2 separate regions of the Homo sapiens genome follow, and region 2 is linked to region 1. Evidence: read pairs that join two places in POLR2A ChIA-PET (ENCODE). Cell type or tissue: MCF 10A. All regions are shown on one strand. Each heading gives the region's core, and the rest is flanking DNA. Links, peaks and the distances in the headings are about the cores only. Region 1 holds the start of B3GAT3 (beta-1,3-glucuronyltransferase 3). Region 2 overlaps EEF1G (eukaryotic translation elongation factor 1 gamma).

Region 1 (7,191 bases), core at 1,501-5,500:
TTCTTCTGCCTTGGAGTTCGGCCCTCCCCAGACTTCACTTATGCTAGTCTAAGACCCAGATTCTGCCAACATTTGGGCAGGATGAGAGGGCTGACCCTGGGCTCCAAATTCCTCTTGTGATCTCCTCACCTCTCCCACTCCATTGATACCAACTCTTTCCCTTCATTCCCCCAACATCCTGTTGCTCTAACTGGAGCACATTCACTTACGAACACCAGGAAACCACAGGGCCCTTGTCGCCCCTTCTCTTTCCCTTATTTAGGAGCCCTGAACTCCCCCAGAGTCTATCCATTCATGCCTCTTGTATGTTGATGCCACTTCTTGGAAGAAGATGAGGGCAATGAGTTAGGGCTCCTTTTCCCCTTCCCTCCCACCAGATTGCTCTCCCACCTTTCATTTCTTCCTCCAGGCTTTACTCCCCTTTTTATGCCCCACCGATACACTGGGACCACCCCTTACCCCGGACAGGATGAATGGATCAAAGGAGTGAGGTTGCTAAAGAACATCCTTTTCCCTCTCATTCTACCCTTTTCCTCTCCCCGATTCCTTGTAGAGCTGCTGCAATTCTTAGAGGGGCAGTTCTACCTCCTCTGTCCCTCGGCAGAAAGACGTTTCCACACCTCTTAGGGGATGCGCATTAAACTTCTTTTGCCCCCTTCTTGTCCCCTTTGAGGGGCACTTAAGATGGAGAAATCAGTTGTGGTTTCAGTGAATCATGGTCACCTGTATTTATTGCTAGGAGAAGCCTGAGGGTGGGGGGAGATGATCATGTGTGCTCGGGGTTGGCTGGAAGCCCTGGGTGGGGGGTTGGGGGAGGACTAATGGGGAGTCGGGGAATATTTGTGGGTATTTTTTTTACTTCCTCTTGGTTCCCAGCTGTGACACGTTTTGATCAAAGGAGAAACAATAAAGGGATAAACCATAAATAACTGGTGGTAGTCTGGATTCTAGTTCTAGCCTGAGCCACAGACCCTAGAAGCCTAGAGACCTTACATTTGCTTTCCTTTTTTTTTCTTTTTTGAGACTGAGTCTCACTCTGTTGCCCAGGCTGGAATGCAATGGCATGATCTGGGCTCATTGCAACCTCTGCCTCCCAGGTTCAAGCAGTTCTCGTGCCTCAACCTCCCGAGTCGCTGGGACTACAGGCATGCGCCACCATGCCCAGCTAATTTTTGTATTTTTATTAGAGATGGGGTTTCACCATGTTGGCCAGGCTGGTCTGGAACTCCTGACCTCAGGTGATCCGCCTGCCTCGGCCTCCCAAAGTGCTGGAATTAAAGGAGTGAGCCACTGCGCCCTGGGTCTTTTTTTTTTTTTTTTTTTTTTTGAGACAGAGTGTCGCCAGGCTGGAGTACAGTGTGTGATCCTGGCTCGTTGCAACCTCTGCCTCCTGGGTTCAGGCAGTTCTCCCACCTCAGCCTCCTTAATAGCTGGGATTACGGGCACCTGCGACCATGGCCAGCTTCATTTTTGTATTTTTAGTAGAGATGGGGTTTCGCCATGTTAGCCATGCTGATCTTGAACTCCTGACCTCAGGTGATCTGCCCGCCTTGGCCTCCCAAAGTGCTGGGATTACAGGCGTGAGGCACCATGCCTGGCCATGGGCCTTACATTTTCATTTGGCTTCAGCATAAGCATCCTTTTTGGGTTTTTTTTTTTTTTTTTTGAGATGGAGTCTCACTGTTGCCCAGGCTGGAGTGCAATGGTGTGATCTCGGCTCACTACAACCTCTGCCTCCCAGGTTCAAGCGATTCTCTTGCCTCAGCCCCCAAGTAGCTAGGACTACAGGCACCTGCTACCACGTCTGGCTGATTTTTGTATCTTTAGTAGAGATGGGGTTTCACCATGTTGTCTCGAACTCCTGGCCTCAAGTGATCCACCTGCCTCGGCCTTCCAAAGTGCTGGGATTACAGGGATGAGCCACTGTTCCCGGCCAGCATGAGCATCCTTGATTTCAGCAAAATGAGCAAGTGCAAGCCTTCCTTGGGTTGCTAGATATTTTCGTAGAAGAGCCCAGCAAGATCATCACATTTTAGTAGGCCTAGTTAGTAAGTGGTGATCAGAGCCAATGGAGTCCCTCTTGGATAGAAATAGCCATAAGGTCAGATAGCTGTTTCTCAAACTAAACTTTTGGAGGATGTCGGGGGTTGAGGAGACATAGTTTCGCTCTATTGCTCAGGCTGGAGTGCGGGGAGTGCTGTGGTATGATCCTGGCTCATTGCAGCCTTGACCTCCCAGGCTTCTAAAGTTCTGGGATTACAGGCATCGATCACTGTGCCCAACCTAGAGGCTTCTGCTTGTAGCTAACAGCACTTTTGTTTTTGTTTTTGTTTTTGAGACGGAGTCTCCCTCAGTCGCCCAGGCTGGAGTGCAGTGGTGCGATCTCGGCTCTTGGCAAGCTCTGCTTCCCGGGTTCACGCCATTCTCCTGCCTCAGCCTCCTGAGTAGCTGGGACTGCAGGCGCCCGCCACTACACCCTGCTAATTTTTTTGTGTTTTTTAGTAGAGACGGGGTTTCACCGTGTTAGCCAGGATGGTCTCGATCTCCTGACCTCGTGATCCGCCTGTCTCGGCCTCCCAAAGTGCTGGGATTACAGGCGTGAGCCACCGCGCCCAGCTGCTAACAGCACTTTTTAAAGTTTCCCATTGTTTTAGTGACAGGAAGTATACTGTTCCCCCTTCCCCTCATTTTGTAGACTGACCACAAGTCAGAGATTATTTTACCAGAAACTTTTTTTGGGGGGTTATTTTTTTTTTGAGACGGTCTCACCCAGTCACCCAAGCTGGAGTGCAGTGGCATGATCACGGCTCACCACAGCCTCAGCCTCCCATGTCAGCCTCCCAAGTAGCTGGGACTGTAGGCCCGCGCCATCACACCCAGCTAATTTTTGTGTTTTTTTTGTAGAGACGGGGTTTTGCCTTGTTGCCCAGGCTGATCTGAAACTCCTGGGCTTCTAAAGTGCCAGGATTACAGGCATGAGCCACTGGGCCGGGCCCTTTTTTTTTTTTTTAAAGGAAAAATGAGAAGGATGGCTTGTGCTTGTGAGGAGGAAGGGGATGCATTCATGGAATTCCCCAGCTCAGGAACTATTTCCAATCAATTTCCTGGTAGTTAAAACACTTCCTTGGCACCCCTGTTGTCATCTGTTGAAGAAATGTGGGCCAGAGGACACACTAGAGATGCTGGAATCGGGTGTCCAGAAAGGACACAAAACTGCCCTGTGGCAATGACATAATTTTTGTCAACTTTGGTTTCTTATCTATCTCAAAGTATTATAGTGAGGATTCCAGGAGAGACACCCAGAGGATCATGTGGTGGGCCTTAGATTTCATTCGTGTAATAAGTATTGAGCAACAGCTATTGGGTGGCGTGACTGACTGGATGGATGAATAAGGTGAAGATCTGGGCGCCAGGACTGGCTTTCTCAGGCAATTCCGTGATGAGGGGGCGGGTCTCGAGGTAGGTACCACGTGCACCTACTCGAGATTCTGCACCTACCCGGGGTTTTGACTGCCGGCCACGCGAGTTTGGCACGCCGGATGTGACGTCACCACCCGGTGGTTCCCGGAACCTGGCGGTGGGACCGGAAATCAAGTCTACAAGGCGGGGGGGTGCACAGATGACCGGAAGCGTGCCCTGGCGGCGCTGCCAGCCCCAGCTGGGAGCTGGTAGGGGAGTGCGAGGAAGGCGGGACGCAGGGCGGAGCCGCTGCAGGGGCGGGGCCTGCGGACAGGAGCCGGGGTTTGGGGCGGGAACCCCTCGTCCCCTGCAGACCCCGCCTGCTCGGGCGCGGGCGGCGGCGCGGCCATGAAGCTGAAGCTGAAGAACGTGTTTCTCGCCTACTTCCTGGTGTCGATCGCCGGCCTCCTCTACGCGCTGGTACAGCTCGGTGAGCGGGGCGGGGCGGGGGTGCGGCGGGCTGGCCCGAGGGCGCCCGCCGCCGTGCATCCCGCCCTGGGGATGAACCCCCGGCAAACACCATTCATCCGCTCGGCCCTCCGGACAGCTCTGCGGCCTCAGGCGCACTGCCCTCTATAGAACGCACCGCGGCTACCCGCCGCACCTCGGATGAAATCCAGACTCCTTCCCAGAGCCTGCAAGGCCCCGCATGATCCTGCTGCCGTCCGCCTCTCCCAACCCCATTTCCACCCCTCTCCCTCGCTCTGCTGCAGCCAGACTGGCTTGCTGACAGTTTCTCGAAAACCCCACGCTCATTACTCTCTCAAGCACTTAACTTGTTCCCTCTGCTTGGGGTGCTTTGCTTCCAGCGTTTCCCGGGCTGCCTCTTTCTCATCCTTCAGGTCTTAGCTCAAATGTCACCTCCTCAGAGAGGCCTTCCCTGACCACCATAGCTAAAGTTACCATTCTTAATTCCATTCCCTTTTATTCTCTATCCTGATTATTTTCTTCATGGCCCCATCACAGTTTGTAATAATGTTATTAATTTGTTTCTTTGCTTAGTGTCTGCTTCCTCCACTAAACAGAAAGCTCGATGAGGGCAGGGACTGTGTCTGTTTTGTTCCCTGCTGTATCCCCAGCACCTAAGGCAGTGCCTCCTAGGAAGAGTATTCAATAAATATTTATCCTACGATGGAATCAATGAATTTAACAATGAGTCTTTGGTCACCTAGCCAAGGGAATGGATCGAACCCTGCCCCTTATGCAAAGATTTAGGGACAGTGCCACTGCGTTATCCTCAGGTATTTGAAAGACTGTCCAAAAGGGGTTCCATAGTGTAATGGTTAGTTGGCACCTTGGACTCTGAAAAGACTGTCCTGTTTAAGGACATGAGCTTGTTAGAAGCCCAGAAGGCAAAATTAGGACCAGCAGGTAGAAAAGATGGAATCAGCTCAATATCCAACATAAAATTGTAACAATGGAATTTATTAAAGTTGGAGAGGGTCTGCTGCTTGAGGCAGTGAGTTTCCCACACGAGAGGTATAGAAAAGGCTACTAGGGAAGTCATAAGGTGATACCTGCATTGGTTAGGAATTAATGAGACGATTACGGCCCTTTGGGATGCTGAACATTCTGCGGTTCTCTGTCCCCACCTTCTTTCCCCATTAATGCTTCCTGGGACCAGGCCAGCCATGTGACTGCCTTCCTCCCCTGCGGGCAGCAGCCGAGCAGCTACGGCAGAAGGATCTGAGGATTTCCCAGCTGCAAGCGGAACTCCGACGGCCACCCCCTGCCCCTGCCCAGCCCCCTGAACCCGAGGCCCTGCCTACTATCTATGTTGTTACCCCCACCTATGCCAGGTATGGGCTCTGGTGCACTCAAGAGGTCTGCGTTGTCCAAGAAGTTGGAGTTGATGATGAGGAGTTTGGGGAGGCACTGGGCTAGGAGTTGTTCCTCAAACTAGAGCATGCCAAAGACAGGATAAATGAACCACATTTATACTCAAATATTTGTGGGAAAATAGTTCTTTTTCAGGCTGGGTGTGGTGGCTCACGCCTGTAATCCCAGCACTTTGGGAGGCCGAGGCGGGTGGATCACCTGAGGTCAGGAGTTCGAGACCAGCCTGGCCAACATGGCAAAACCCCGTCTCTACTAAAAATACAAAATTAGCCAGGCGTGGTGGCGCATGCCTATAATCCCAGCTACTGGGGAGGCTGAGGCAGGAGAATCCCTTGAACCTGAGAGGCGGAGGTTGCAGTGAGCTGAGAGTGCGCTATTGCACTCCAGCCTGGGCAACAAGAGTGAAACTCCATCTCAAAAACAAAACAAAACAAAAGAAAAAAGAAAAAAAATAGTTCTTTTTCTAGAAGGAAAATACAAAATTTCTACCAAATTATAAGATAGAACAATAACATTTCAAAGAAATTTTGAGCTTGGCAGTGAATTAACTCTCTCTCCTTAGGGACCGTTTGGCAAGAAAGTTAAAACCCCCTGATTAAAGTTGAAAGGGCTTGTCTGGGCGCAGTGGCTCACGCCTGTAATCCCAGCACTTTGGGAGCCCGAGGCTGGCGGATCGCCTGAGCTCAGGAGTTTGAGACCAGCCTGGGCAACATGGTGAAACTCTTGTCTCTGAAAAAAAAAAAAAAAAAAAAAAAAAGTTAGCTAGGCGTGATGGTGCATGCCTGTAATCTCAGCTACTCTGGAGGCTGAGGTGGGAAGATTGCTTGATCCTGGGCGGCGGAGGTTGCAGTGAGTGGAGATCATGCAGCCTGGGCGACAGAGAGAGCCCATTTCAAAAAAAAAAAAGTTGAAAGTGCTTGGCCTGATAGTCATACTAGGGTCCAGAAATAGTTATACCAGCTGTTACTTACAGTGTGTTTACTCTCTAGCAGGCACTGTATTTAGTGATTTACATTTGCTTTTGTTTTAAATCAAATGTAATTGGTTTTACTAATAAAACCAATTGGGGAATGTGGTTTTGGATCTGTAGCCATAAGGGTGTTAATACATCTTCTGGGAATCAGATGGCTGTCCCATTCACGCATAGGAAGCTCTAGACCCCACCTGCGACATGCACACACAACCAGCCCTGGGACAGGCAGGTAGATCTGAAGGATAAAGAAGTACAGAAGAGGCCAAGCCCCACGTTCCACATTCCTGGTTTGTTCCTTTTTTTTTTTTCTTCCCCCCGCCTCCCCGCAACACCGAGATGGAGTCTTGCTCTGTTGCCCAGGCTGGAGTGCAGTGGTGTGATCTTGGCTCACTGCAACCTCCACCTCCCGGGTTCAAGCGATTCTCCTGCCTCAGCCTCCCGAGTAGCTGGGATTACAGGCGTGCACCACCACACCAGGCTAATTTTTTTTTTTTTTTTCCCGAGATGGAGTCTCACTCTGTCGCCCAGGCTGGAGTGCAATGGCACGATCTCGGCTCACTGCAACCTCCACCTCCCGGATTGAAGCAATTCTCCTGCCTCAGCCCCCCGAGTAGCTGGGGTTACAAGCATGCGCCACCACACCCGGCTAATTTTTTGTATCTTTAGTAGAGATGGGGTTTCACCATGTTGGCCAGGCTGGTCTGGAACTCCTGACTTCGTGTTCCACCTGCTTCGGCCTCTCAAAGTGCTGGGATTACAGGTGTGAGCCACCATGCCTGGCCAGTAATTTTTTGTATTTTACTTTTGTATTTTTTTTTTTTTTGAGATGGAGTCTCGCTCTGTCATCTAGGCTGGGTGCAATGGCGTGATCTTGGCTCACTGCAAGCTCTGCCTCCCGGGTTCACGCCATTCTCCTGCCT
Region 2 (7,191 bases), core at 1,756-5,755, 66 kb after region 1:
CATGTTCACAGGAGACCTGGGGTCTGATGACATGTGTTTGAGCTGGAAGTAACACAGGTGTGGGGTGGTGTCTCATAACTTGACCACATGCTGGCTTTTTATCCCCAGCTGAGTCCAGATTGGCAGGTGGACTACGAGTCATACACATGGCGGAAACTGGATCCTGGCAGCGAGGAGACCCAGACGCTGGTTCGAGAGTACTTTTCCTGGGAGGGGGCCTTCCAGCATGTGGGCAAAGCCTTCAATCAGGGCAAGATCTTCAAGTGAACATCTCTTGCCATCACCTAGCTGCCTGCACCTGCCCTTCAGGGAGATGGGGGTCATTAAAGGAAACTGAACATTGAACCCTTTCCTGTCCTGCCTCCTTTGTGAGTGGTGGCGTCTTCAAGGGGAGTAGATATGTTGAAGCAGGGTACTTTCTGTGTTCGCAGTACCTCGATATGCAGGAGAGAAGACTTCAGAAGAACAGAAATAGAGGCCTGTGTTCACTTGTGATTTTAATTACCCTGCCTCCTACGGTGATGACTGTCTTCTAGCTGGGAAAGAGCGGAAGCAGTTGGGGCGGGTAGTGACATGGGGCTTTGTGACTACCTAATTCTTAGGGATCAGATTCCAGGCCTTTCCCAGTGAAGGGAGAGAATAGCTGCTAATAACAAGAGCTAACGTGTATAATTCACAGAGCGCAAAGGAACTTTACATTATTTCCTGTAACTGTCCTGTGAGGTAGGTAGCTGACAATATGCAAGGGTTGTAGTTTCTTTTTCTTTTTTTTTCTTTTTTTTTTTCAGACAAGGTCTGGCTCTGTTGCCCAGGCTGGAGTGTAGTGGTGCAGTCTCAGCTCAACCTCTGTCTCCCAGGCTCAAGCCATCCTCCCACCTTAGCCTCCTGAGTAGCTGGGACTATAGGTGTGCACCACCACGCCCGGCTAATTTTCGTGGTGGGTTTTTTTTTTTTTTTTTGTAGAGGTAGGGTTTCGCCACATTGCCGAGGCTGTTCTCAAACTCCTGACCTCCAGCGGTCGTCCCGCCTTGGTCTCCCAAAGTGGTGGGATTGCAGGCATGCATCACCATGCCTGCCCTAGGGCTGTGGTTCAAATGCCTCAAACCTGCAGGACAAGGCACAGACTACTCAGAACAGACACTGGCCTGGCCCATTGGCCCATTCCTGGCTGTGTTATCAGTCTGGTGGTGGTATCCCTGATTTCTAACGGGAAGCATAGGGATTTACAGATTTCACTAACTTGACTGTGATCACACATTTTAAGTGGTAGAGGCAGAGTTTTGAACCCAGTGGGTGTCACTTTTTTTTTTTAATTTAAAATTTTTTTGGTAGAACTGGGTCAGGAAAATGTTTTAAATTTTATTTATTTGAGAGCTGGGGTTCTTGCTATGTTGCTAAGGCTGGAGTGCAGTGGCTGGCTGTACAAAGGCTCAATCGTGCTATAGTTTTTTTTTTTCTTTGAGACGGGAGTCTCGCTCTGTCGCCCAGGATGGAGTACAGTGGTGCGATCTTGGCTCCACTGCAAGCTCCGCCTCCCGGGTTAACGCCATTTTCCTGCCTCAGCCTCCTGAGTAGCTGGGACTACAGGCACCCGCCACCGCGCTAGGCTAATTTTTTGTATTTTTAGTAGAGACGGGGTTTCACCGTGGTCTCGATCTCCTGACCTCGTGATCCGCCCACCTCGGCCTCCCAAAGCGCTGGGATTACAGGCGTGAGCCACCAATCGTGCTACAGTTTTGAAGTCCTGGCCTCAAGTGATCCTCCCACCTCAGCCCCCTTAGTAGGTGGGATTATAGGTGCATGCCATCACGCCTCACTTGGGTGTGACTTTTTTTTTTTTTTTTGAGACAGTTTCACTCTTGTTGCCCAGGCTGGAGTGCAATGGTGTGATCTCGGCTCACCACAACCTCCACCTCCTGAGTTCTGGTTCAAGCAGTTCTCCTGCCTCAGCCTCCTGAGTAGCTGGGATTACAGGCACGTGCACCATGCCCAGCTAATTTTTGTATTTTCAGTAGAGACGGGGTTTTATCATGTTGGCCAGGCTGGTCTCGAACTCCTGACCTCATGATTTGCCCACCTTGGCCTCCCAAAGTGTTTGGATTACAGGCGTGAGCCACCACGCCCAGTGGGTGTCACTTTGAAGCCTGTGTCCACACCCTGCTGCCTCCTAGAAGGTAGAGTAGTTGTAATTGTCAGCTAATATCCTGCTCAGGCCAAAGGTTACTATTTTTTCCCCTTTGAGCTTAATTTTTATTAATATCCTTTTCAGATTTTCTTGCTCTTCTGTCTTTTCCGAAGATCATTTAAGATCTTCCTGTAAATTTAACAGCTCAGGTGAAACTGGAAACCTCTAGATTGAGTCACATTTTGAGGCATATGCAGAAACGGTTGACTGCCTTTGGTCCCCAGCTTATGATTTTCTGTGTGGTTTTTTCATTCTGTTTCTTAGTCCAGGCACAGAAGAGGGCTCTTGGCTTGGATGGGGAAACCAGGTACATACAATGGGCTGGTAGTTGGGAGGGGATAGGGCTGTCATCTGCAGCTGAGCACTTTGACCTGCAGTTGGAGTGGGCAGAAAAGAGTTGTGGTTTAGAATCCATATGGGTGGAGATGGGCTGATGCTTGCTCAGACTGCTCCCTGGCTGCTCATCTTGAGCTGGGTCCAAACTTGATAACCTTTCTTCTGAGCCTCCTGAGCTCTTGTTAGCTAGGATCTGAAAATGCTAGGTGCAGCTGGTGCATTGACATGTTCCTGTAGTCTTGGCTACTTGGGTGGGGGGATGGCTGAGGCCAGGAGTTGGAGGCCTTAGTAGTGCTTGCCATGATTGCAACTGAAAGTGCTAGATGCAGGCTTGGGGCGTGCCTTTTAGCTTGTTGCTGGGGCCTCACTGAAGCTGTCAGACTCTTCCCAAATTCTGTTTCAAATCACACCTCCTTCTGTGGTTGTGGGACCTTCACCACCTTCCTGGTGTTTGCTTACCGTAACCTCCTGTGGCTGAAGCCTCAGGCAGGAGGGACCAAGTTGGAAGAGTAGTTTAGGTTTTAGAGGGCTGCTTGAAAGGCTCAGGAGGGAAGCCCAACTGTGAAGTGGGTCGGGGGTTCTGGGTGGGCCATGGGCAGCAGCGGGCCTGGCAGCCCACATGGACTAGGTGGTCTGCGCTGGGGCAGAGACCCCTACCTCAGCCTTCCTCTGCCTGCAGGAAGAGTGAGTCATCTGCACATCCTGCCTCCAGCCCTCGCCACGCGGTGCAGAGTAAGGGTGGCCAGGTTGTTGTTTGAAGCAGTGCTTGCACTTGGGCTAGGGCCAGTACCCACAAGCAGGAGGAGGAGCCTCAAGACGAGAGGGTTGTGGCCCCAGGAAGGCTGGGCCGTTGGCCTCTAGATGGGGGTGGGATGCAAGGGCTTCTCTGCTGTGGTGGGTAGGGGAGAGGTTAACAGTGGAAGTTTCTAACGGCAGATGTGAGGCAGGAAAGGGGAAGCACATCTGGAGTTCTTTCTGTCCCCCGCCCTGCCCCAGGGAGGCCTGAGTCACTGCAGCAAGGGCTCTTGCCCTTCCCATCCCCGCTGGGCTCTCCATGGCTTGCTGGATCCTTCCTTTTCCTTGCTTTTGCTGTGGGCAGCCAATCAGAGCCTGCGCCTGTGGATGTCTGTGGTTGCTGGGCAGTTTTCTCTTGGTGCTAGGGAGTCTCATGCCACCCAAACACCACATAGAGCTGGCGACCCGACTCCATGGTCCAGCACATGGCACAGAGACTGGGGTGAGGAGCAGAAAGGGAAGGGGGTGTTTGAATGGATCAGGGGCTGAGGGCAGGGCATGATCTTAGAAAACTAGGGTAGAATGAGGGAAGGGGGAGGCTCTTTTATCCACTTACTGGGCAAAATCTCAGAACCTCCACAGAGGGAGGGTGAGAGAAACTGGAGAAGGGGTCGGGGCTCAGGGCTGCAGTTGACTCAGATAAAATCTTTACAGAGCCTGGAGTGTGAATGGGAGGGGCTGAGAGAGACTTGGTTAGTTTGTAGATAAACCAGTAGATACTGGTTATAAGCAGCTATTTATCTTAGCTTTTTTGGCACTTCTGCTTAAGTCACTTATTAAAAAGTTAAAAACCTTTAAAGTTCTTCCAAGAAAGACTTATATTGTTTCCTTTTTTTCGTGCCCTGCTTTGAGCTGGAGCTGGACAGCTGCTGCTCTCACTGGGTCGGACCCATCCCACCAGCTGCCCACATGCCCCAAATGTGCCACTTCCCCTTTTGAAAGGTGGGGGAAGCCTAGAATGTTGAAGGGAGGGGAATGAAGTGCTTTGGAGGCTCCACCCAGTCATTTCTGAAATTAATACTGTGGTTTTCATGGCAACGGGCACTCTTTGTTGTCAACTCAGAACTTTCCCTCCACACATCAAATGGATTTTTCTGGGTGCTGTAGCTTCCCCAGCTCCTCCAACCAGTGTACCTATAGGGCACTGCAGGGCACTGACTTTCCCCACTTGCTGTGTTCCTGTGTTTTTGTTTTTTTTTTTCGAGACAGAGTCTCTCTTTGTTGGCCAGGCTGGAGGGGCAGTGGCATGATCTCGGCTCACTGCAGCCTCTGTCTCCCGGGCTCAGGCAATTCTCCCACCTCAGCCTCCCAAGTAGCTGGGATTACAGGTGTGTGCCACCATGCCTGTTAATTTTTTTTTGTATTTTTAGCAGAGATGGGGTTTCACCATGTTAGCCAGGCTGGACTCGAACTCCTGACCTCAGGTAATCCACCCGCCTTGGCCTCCCAAAGTGCTGGGATTACAGGCGTGAGCCACCGTGCCTGGCCTGCTCCTGTATGTTTGAATGTGATTCTGGGGTTCCCACCCCGTTCTCTTCCTCTAGTGCTGTGGAGCTCACATTGGTGCTCCTGAAAGGTTACAGAAACTGCCACCTGTTCCTGTCTGTTTGCTCCAGTCAGGCTGGCATGGCTCCCAGAGCAGGCTGTTGTTTTACTCCAGGGGAATTACTGGGGTGTCCCAGTGCCTCAGCACCCAAGGGATGGGTGGAGTAGGGTATGGTGGGGGGTGCTGGAGGGCAGCACTGCCATCAGTTGCATCTCCCATTAGAGGGAGAATACCTTGGGCTGGTGGTACTGGCTCAGTGGTGATGTCCTGGCGACCCCGTCTCAATGTTCCTGGGCTCTCTTCACTCCCCTAGGCCCCTCCCTTCTCCACCCCTCTTTGTTTTCTTGATTTCCTCAGGATTTTGAGGCAAGCCTATTGAATGGGCGATGTGCAGATCATTGGGGCAGATGGTCAGTTAGGGTTTGGGGCTATTTCTGATAGGATCTCCCATGGAATGTGCCTCCACTCCCAGCTGCCCCCTCCCCTCTGCAGCAGGAACAGCTGTCATGTGAAGGCCTCTCTGCTGGCTCAGCCCTTTTGCAATCATCTGGCGGGCTCTGCTGGGATGGGGTGGATGGTGAAGATGGGCAGAGCCAAGGGGTGAAGGAGGGAATGTGGTAGGGCAGGGGGAGCTGTCAGAGGGTAAGGAGGGCTCTAGAGTTCAGGGCTGAGGGAAGAAGGGCTGCCAAGGTCAGGCAGGAGGGGTGGAAGCTGCTGAGCAGGCCAGGGAGGTGGAATGATGAGCTTACGGTACCCATCCTGGGAGACTTTCAAGGTGGAAGGATAGTTGGTTATAGCGGGAACCCAGGCAGTCATCCTTCAGGGAGATCCGCATTTCCCCTGACTCACAGGGGACCCAAGGGGTGCTTTCCGGCTCTTCTTCCATGTGGGACCTGAGTCACCAAGATGCCTAGGGTGTTGGCTGCCCTATGGTGGCAGGTCCTGTGCCCAGCCCTGCCCTACCCTACCCACTCTTACTGTTAGGACAGGGGTTAGCAAACACGCCCCTTTTATCCCACTCTTCAATAGTAATTACCCATCTCTTTGACTCAGACATACAGAATGTACCTCTTGCAGGGACTGCCAGAGACCGTCTCTAATAACCCGTTATTTTACCAGTGGGGAAACTGGAGCCCAGAGAGTTGAAGTGACTTATCAAGGGTGCATCCGAGCTTTTCCACAATCCTTGCAGTCACTCACTGAGTCACTTCTGCTCCAAAGCTGAGCAGGAGGATGCTGCCCTCAAATGCTGAGGGATAAGGGTGGTGGACACAGCATACCAAGTGTGGAGGGGCAGGGAGAGCGAGGCATCTAAAGGCTTCCTGCACCCGTAGCTTGGTAAGGGTAGCTTGGTAAGGAGCGTGGAAGTGGAGCCAGCCCTGGGGCCAGGGTCAGATGTAGCGATCCAAGTCCTGGGGCGGGCACAGGGCACGGAGTGTAACAGAGGCGGGACTTCGAGTGACAGGAACCTCAACTATGTGGTGACTCAGGCTCTGGGCAGCCTAGGCCCTTCCTTCCCTGCTCAGCCTGATCTCCTTCAACTGGACTTAGGGAACTGTAAGCAGAGGAGAGAGGGAAACCCAGGCTGGTCTCTCTTTCCCCAGGAAGCTGGGGGAAAGGCAGAGGAAGTTGGAAAGGACAGGAGAAAAGCAGATTCCAAGAAAGGGGTGAGGAGGTGGTGTTCCCCGCTTCCTCAGCCCCTCCCTCCCTGCTCCCCACTGGGGAGGGGAGCTGGCTGGGGCGTTGGCTGCTCCGTTTACTCCAACTCCCTCCCTCGGCTCCTGTTTACAACTCAGCCCGCCCAGTCCTTAGCTCAGTGCTGAGCTCTTCTGTTTTCTCTCTCTCCCTCCCTCCTTCCTTCACAGCCTCATGTCTTGTCGCTTCTTTTCCTTAATCTCAGGTCTGCATCTCCTCTTATTGCCCCACAGCATTCCCACACCCCTAACTCTGCCTGAAATCCAGCCATGACCCATCGTGTCCACCTGCCCCACTCTCCCTGCCCAATTTCTTTCCCTTCCACCTGCCTGGACAGTCTTTCTTTGCCTTCTTTCCTCCCAGACGGTACTCTGGAGACAGCCTCATGTCTCTTGTTCTCTAACCAGCTTTAACTTGGGTTCTGGTTGGGCTTGAAGATTTCATTAGGACTGAGTGTAATTGGAGAGTTTCTGTGTATCAAAGCTCTCTGATCTAAGAAATTCAGGAACTCCTTATTTGAAGCTTGAAGTTTAAATACAGGCTGGGATTTGAATTGAGCTGGGGAAGGATGATTTTACTTGGCTTTATATTTTCGGCTAGGGTTAAGGGTTTGGGGCTTGAGAATTGCTTAGGA

Evidence for each region. ChIA-PET counts read pairs that join two places held together with the same protein. Peaks named below come from ENCODE experiments on the same cell type or tissue, not always from the same donor. Only the 100,000 strongest peaks of a DNase experiment are listed, where the experiment ranks them.
Region 2: POLR2A ChIA-PET joins it to region 1 with 15 read pairs; 13 of 35 experiments call an interaction of 5 or more read pairs at or near these places.

Annotation. Positions count from the first base shown.
Region 1 is chr11:62,618,564-62,625,754 of GRCh38, reverse strand. B3GAT3 (beta-1,3-glucuronyltransferase 3) reads left to right here and starts at 3,769. Exons shown (of 5, transcript NM_012200.4): 1 at 3,769-3,889; 2 at 5,084-5,258. The coding sequence starts at 3,808. GANAB (glucosidase II alpha subunit) reads left to right here. Exons shown (of 24, transcript NM_198334.3): 24 at 1-926. RefSeq lists silencers at 915-1,240, 3,645-4,054 and an enhancer at 3,923-4,516. In MCF 10A, for the core only: no CTCF peak of the experiment used is centred there; a DNase peak (open chromatin) is centred at 3,574.
Region 2 is chr11:62,552,755-62,559,945 of GRCh38, reverse strand. EEF1G (eukaryotic translation elongation factor 1 gamma) reads left to right here. Exons shown (of 10, transcript NM_001404.5): 10 at 109-350. The coding sequence ends at 267. Among named protein-coding and RNA genes, the nearest start is that of AHNAK, 9.5 kb to the right of the region's middle. RefSeq lists enhancers at 1,584-2,099, 2,914-3,073, 2,332-3,135, 3,104-3,243, 3,574-3,633 and 4 more and a silencer at 6,236-6,285. In MCF 10A, for the core only: no CTCF peak of the experiment used is centred there; DNase peaks (open chromatin) are centred at 3,315, 3,565 and 5,755.